2 separate regions of the Homo sapiens genome follow, and region 2 is linked to region 1. A link is an interaction called in ENCODE POLR2A ChIA-PET data of the cell type or tissue named here. Cell type or tissue: B cell. All regions are shown on one strand. Links, peaks and the distances in the headings refer to the core of each region. The heading gives the core; the rest is flanking DNA. Region 1 overlaps CUEDC1 (CUE domain containing 1). Region 2 overlaps MSI2 (musashi RNA binding protein 2).

What was found. ChIA-PET counts read pairs that join two places held together with the same protein. Peaks named below come from ENCODE experiments on the same cell type or tissue, not always from the same donor. Only the 100,000 strongest peaks of a DNase experiment are listed, where the experiment ranks them.
Region 2: POLR2A ChIA-PET joins it to region 1 with 5 read pairs; 3 of 35 experiments call an interaction of 5 or more read pairs at or near these places.

The regions. Positions count from the first base shown.
Region 1 is chr17:57,938,590-57,941,496 of GRCh38, reverse strand. All of the region lies in intron 1 of CUEDC1 (CUE domain containing 1), which reads left to right. Among named protein-coding and RNA genes, the nearest start is that of CUEDC1, 15 kb to the left of the region's middle. RefSeq lists an enhancer at 146-205. In B cell, for the core only: no CTCF peak of the experiment used is centred there; DNase peaks (open chromatin) are centred at 594 and 1,566; H3K4me3 peaks cover 276 bases; H3K27me3 peaks cover 1,541 bases.
Region 2 is chr17:57,485,390-57,488,296 of GRCh38, reverse strand. The region is part of intron 6 of MSI2 (musashi RNA binding protein 2); the gene reads right to left. Among named protein-coding and RNA genes, the nearest start is that of MSI2-AS1, 120 kb to the left of the region's middle. RefSeq lists enhancers at 2,275-2,334, 1,926-2,822. In B cell, for the core only: no CTCF peak of the experiment used is centred there; a DNase peak (open chromatin) is centred at 1,176; H3K4me3 peaks cover 330 bases.

The sequences.
Region 1 (2,907 bases), core at 168-2,667:
TCCTGTAGGTCACACAGCTTGGTAGGCAGAGTGTAGGCTGGATTTGAGCTCCATTTGCCCCTTTGGATGGGCACGTTGTAGTGAACAGCCTGCATAACTGTATATGGCAACCCTGTCTACCTAACTTTTATCTAGCTTTTGGCATAAAGAAAGGAGACTATACCCAGACACCAGTTCCTGACAGAATAATGACTTCTCTGCTCAGTCCTCTGCTATGTGGGATAGGGGGAGAAAAGCTCAGTCATGGGGGACTTTTCCAGTTAAAATGAAACAGGGAGATGATTCCCAGAGGAGACATTTCGGCTGCAGAGGAGGGTGGGGAAGATGAGTGGTGTCTTTTGCGGCTTCTGTTTTCCATCAGCCACCTGCTCTCTTGATGACTCCTCCTTGATGCCTTCTCCCATGTGTCTGCGCCCAGAGCAAGGGAAGCACTTGTCTACAGCCACACGGCTGGCAGGAGTAGAGTTGGTAGAGCCTTGGGTGTGAAAGCCTGGTGTGAACTCACTCTTGGCTGCCACCCTCCTGGAGTCACTAGGACAAGCTGTCTTTGCCTCCTGGCAGCTTAGCTTCTCTGGGGCTCAGGTTAGCCAGGGGCTGCGTGGGAGTTCTGCTTTGCACCTGTAGAACTGTTTCTTTTAGTCCCAAGTGGGGCTTATGAGTCACCAGATAGGGTGCTTCCTAAGGGTAGTTATTGTATTTTTTTAAAAACTACTGTGCCCTTGATTATACCCATGACAGCACCTGGCACTGTTGCTCCAGAAATATTTGTTAAACAGATGAATGTTAAACAAATGAATGCAGCATCCTGCTGAAGGGCCCAGGCTGAAAAATTCCTGTGCTTTAGTCAGGAGAGGCTGGATTATGCTGCAGGAATAATCAAATCCTGACATCCCAGGGGCTTGACACCATCTAGGTTTATTTTTTGCTCGTGGAAAGTCTTGTAGGTCAGGCAGTGCACCTCCATCTGTAGCCACATCATCTGGAATATAGGGCCTTCAAGGTTACTGCGGGAGGGGAGGAGAGAGATGGAGGAAACTGACACCTGTTACTTCCATTCACATTGTCCAGAGCTGGTCACATGGGGCCGACCTCACTGCAAGGAAGGCTGGCAAATGTAGAGGAGAGAAGAGCTGTCTTTGCCGATCTAAAGGAGAGGATTTTGAATTTCTTGTTTCCAGCTTCAGTCCATTGGAGTGCCTCTGGCTGAATCGCTTACTGTGCCACCATTTTTTTTTTTTTTTTTAAACACTGACAGAAATGGAATACCTGCCACTTCCTTTAATCCAGGGAAGGAGGCATGGGATGGCACTGAAGAAGAGTCACATGGCAGGGTTTTTAACGGCTCCTTTATTACATGTTGACTATATGATGTTGATTTAGTCACCTCTAGAGCCTCTTTCCTCATCTGTACAGGGAGGATAGTGATGCCAGCTTGTCTCTCAGTTCAGACTCTACTGAAGGCAAGTAACAGAAACCAGCTCGAGCTATTTGAAGCCATAGGGGAATTGAAGACTCAAAGGAGGAAGTGCCTGGTCTCCCAAGTGCCGGGGGTGTGTGGGGGTGTGGTGGGGGTGGCTGACGCAGCTGTTCTCAGTGAGTCTGCATGGTGCACCTGCAGGACGCCGCTGCTGCTGTGGATGTGCACCAGGTGGTATGGCCCCTCAGCTCCCAAATACACCCGTCCACTTTCCAGTAACCCTTAGTTACTGAATGGTGTCTGAGCCTTGATGTGAACTCCTGAGGAGAGAGTCTGATGGGCTTGTGTGGATCAGCTGTCTACCACTGGGCCAGTCAGCTGGGGCCAGGAGGGCATGATCACGCAGCACCAGGGGGTAGGAGCTTTCCCCTGTGAATGGGAGTAGAGGCGGTCCTCACAGGAGGGATATGAGCTGGCCAGACACGTCCAGAAGCTGTTCAGGTCAGGCGAAATGGTTCACGCCTGTAATGTCAGCACTCTGGGGGGCCAAGGTGGGAGGATCACTTGAGGTCAGGAGTTCGAGACCAGCCTGGGCAACATAGTGAGACCCTCTCCCCCCACCCACATCTCTACACATAATTTGAAAAATTAGCTGGGCGTGGTGATGTGTGCCTGTAGTCCCAGCTACTTGGGAGGCTGAGGTGGGAGGATCACCTGAGCCCAGGAGTTCAAGGCTGCGGTGAGCCGGGATTGTTCCACTGCACTCCAGTCTTCACCCAGACTGAGATCTCGTCTCAAAAAAATAAAAAGCTAGACCGGGCATGGTGGCTCATGCCTGCAATCCCAGCACTTTGGGGGGCCAAGGCAGGCAGATCACTTGAGGTCAGGAGTTCAAGATCAGCCTGGCCAACAAGGTGAAAGCCCGTCTCTACTAAAATACAAAAATTAGCCAGGCATGGTGTCACACTCCTGTAGTCCCAGCTACTCTGGAGGCTGAGGCAGGAGAATCGCTTGAACCCAGAAGGTGGAGGTTGCAGTGAGCCAGGATCATGCCATTGCACTCCTGCTTGGGTGACAGAGTGAGACTCCTTTTCAAAAAAAAAAAAAAAAAAAAAAAAAGGCTGGGCACGGTGGCTCGTGCCTGTAATCCCAGCATTTTGGAGGCTGAGGCAGGCAGATCACCTGAGGTCAGAAGTTCGAGACCAGCCTGACCAACATGGAAAAACCCCATCTCTACCAAAAATATAAAATTAGCCGGGCGTGGTGGCACATGCCTGTAATCCCAGCTACTCAGGAGGCTGAGGCAGGAGAATCGCTCGAACCCGGGAGGCAGAGGTTGCGCTGAGCTGAGATAGCGCCACTGCACTCCAGCCTGTGCAACAAGAGCAAAACTCTGTCTTAAAAATAAATAAATAAATAAATAATAAATAAATAAAATTTAAAAATAAAATAAAAAGCTGTTGTCCATGTTTAGCTGGTTCAGGGTTGCT
Region 2 (2,907 bases), core at 105-2,604, 450 kb after region 1:
ATGCTGCAAGGAGGCGGATGTTTAGGATGTATGGAAATATCATTTCCTCCTGGGACGAGGAGAAGGGAGCTGATGTTGTTATATACCAGTGAGCTTCCCCCTGGTTGTTTTCTCCAGTAATCTTAGTACCACCCTCTGGAGGAATGAGGCCAACTCTGGGACCAGCATGATCGTCGGGACAAATGAAGGTGGCTTGGCTGCTGCCCTGGGCTCCAAATGGGTCTTCCTCCTTCCAGCTCTCTCCTTCTAATCTCTCCCACACACATTTCCTGGGGTCCTATCATTGGCCTGGCACAGAGCTAGGCACTGGGAGGAACTCACCATCTAGTGACATGATGGACAGGCAGGCAAAAAGTAACCATAAAGCACCGGGCTGTGTGCACAGAGGGGGCACCAAGTACTATGAGAATAGAGGGAGGGAGACGCAACCCAATAGACCGGGTAGGGGAGGGAGGGAGCTGGCATGCGTGCAGATGTCTGTTGGCTGAGGGATGGCTATGGGAGTTCACAAAGGGAAAGTTCCAAGCAGAAGACACAGTCCCTTTAAAGAGACAAGAGAGAGGAAGTGCATCCAGTTTGGTGTGGTTAAAGCTGAGTGCGTGAGAAGGCAGAGGCATGGAGAGTGCACCTGCACCTGGGAGGACCTCATCAGCCTCACCAAGGAGCTCAGGCTTTCCTGGGGAGATGACAGGGCTGCTGCCAGGTATTGAGCAGGGGAAGAACATGGCCAGTGCAGCTTAAAACCATCCCTCTGGCAGCATGGAAAGGGTAGACCAGAGGAGGCCAAGGCTGAAGGTTAAGAGAAGAGTTTTGTCACTTGATGGATGAGTGATGAGGACACAGGGACCACATACAACTAGGGAGAGAGGCAAGCAGTTTTTTTGGGTGCAATAGAAAGACTGATAACTGGAGATGTGGGGACAGAAAAAAGAGAGGCACGGAGATGACAACTCCCAGGTACCACTAGGATGGAGCACACAGGGACAGAATCTGAACAGGCCACTCACCTGTGTGGAACACGTGACTGGCTCCCAACAGCGCAGGCAGAATTCCCAGCCTGGCATCAAAGCTGCTACTATCTTTGCGGTCTCATGAGCTGGCCCCACAGAGCACAGTACTGGTCTTCTCTCTCAGTGAGCCTCCTCCCTCACCCCGTGATCTGAAGTCCCCTGCACTTCCCACTTCTGTACTTCCCTTGCTCAGGGCCATATTGCCTGCCTCTGCCTGCTGAAATGTAACCTAGCCTGCAAGTGAAGCTCAGATGGCAGCTTTTCCCCTCCCTACTTGGCTGGGTTTTTTCTCTTTCTCTTTTACAATCCCAAAGCACTTTGCATGCACCCAGTACTTACTTGCCTTGTATTATGGTATCTGTCACTCTCTCACCCACTAGACTCTGTGATCCCTGCCAGTAAGGACATGGACAGCTTGGTTTATCTTTGCAGCCTTCGTGGAGCTTTGGACAAACGAAGTTCTCCGTGAGTCTGGCAATACACTAAAATAACCGAAACAACACTAAAAAGTCTAAGGAGTGCAGATAAAAGAGCTCTTTCAAACTGATTCTCCTTCCCACACTCAGGATGGACCGCCATTTGTATCCTCCCAGCTCGGAATTAACAAAGACTTCAGAATTTATTGTCTAAAAGGCAGTCTACCCAGAAGAAAAACAAGAAGCCTGACCACCAGTGAATAAGCTTTCCAAACACATACAAGGAAGATGAGTTTGACAAAGTGGGTAATATAAATCCCATATATTATTTGCATAAAACGAAAGGAAATCACTTTCAAGTTCTCTGCAAGAGAGAGGTTATATAAACACTATTTCTTTCATGATTCCAATGACCCAAACTATTTTCGGAGCCCCAGTTTGGCAGTAAGAAAGCCTTGTTTTTGCTGGGTTAGGTTTTTGTTTTGTTTTGCCCTTCCCTATAGAAAGGAGACTCAGCTCATTTGGATTAACTGAAGTGAAAAGAAAGCAATATCTCTGCTCTAATTCCACAAGGCTAGGAGAGAGCCCCTTGTAAATTCATTTCTGGTTCTCAGACAAACGCTTATGAACCTGTTGATTAGAGGGAGGGTATTGTCTGCATTTGCTAGGGGAAAAAATAACCCTGTGATGTTCCTCCTCCACCAACCAGGCAGCCAAAACACTGCTTCTACTCACGTGGGTGTTCAAAGTCAGAGAGCAATTTGCATGAGTGGAGAAAACTCATTTCAGAAGCTGTTATTCTGACACTGTATCCTTGGGAGGTGACTGAGGGAATGAGCCTGGTTGGCGAAACCGACCCCCTCCCTGCAGTACCCTAACGGCTTTCCCTGGAGAGGCAGAGAAGCTGGGTCTATTGCATTGGTGTGGTGTGGGCAGTCTTGGCCTGCAAGAGTGGAGTGGGCTCAGAACACAGGTGCAGATTTGTTCCTGAGGGCTTGCTTCACCTAGTGATGCCCTCCCCTCCACGGCCAGAGCAGGGGGTCACTGGCTCATCCTCAGCCTGAACTCCTGCTTCCTTCATCCCTTTGACACTCATAGTCTTTATGGCAACTTTTCTCAAAGCACATTCCAAGGAATACTAGTTCCATGGAACCACACTCCTGTGGTCAAATTAACCTCATCTGAGGAACTCAGCATGCAGATCAAGATTCAGGAAGCTCATCACTACATATCAAAGGCTCCGTGAAGGTCTGCAGGAAGGGAGCCCGTTGAACCCACATTTCCCCAACTGTTGAATCACGGGCCCTTTCTTTCCTGAGCAGCTCCATGTTTCGCAAGGAAGATGCATTAGGGAGATCAGTATTCCTTCCCTTCCATGCGTGGCTCCCATCTGCACAATCTTTTGTTTCTATCTGTGCAAATGAGTCTGTTTTTTTCCAGATACGCAGGCAAATGAGAAACATTAAACAACAGGCCAACAT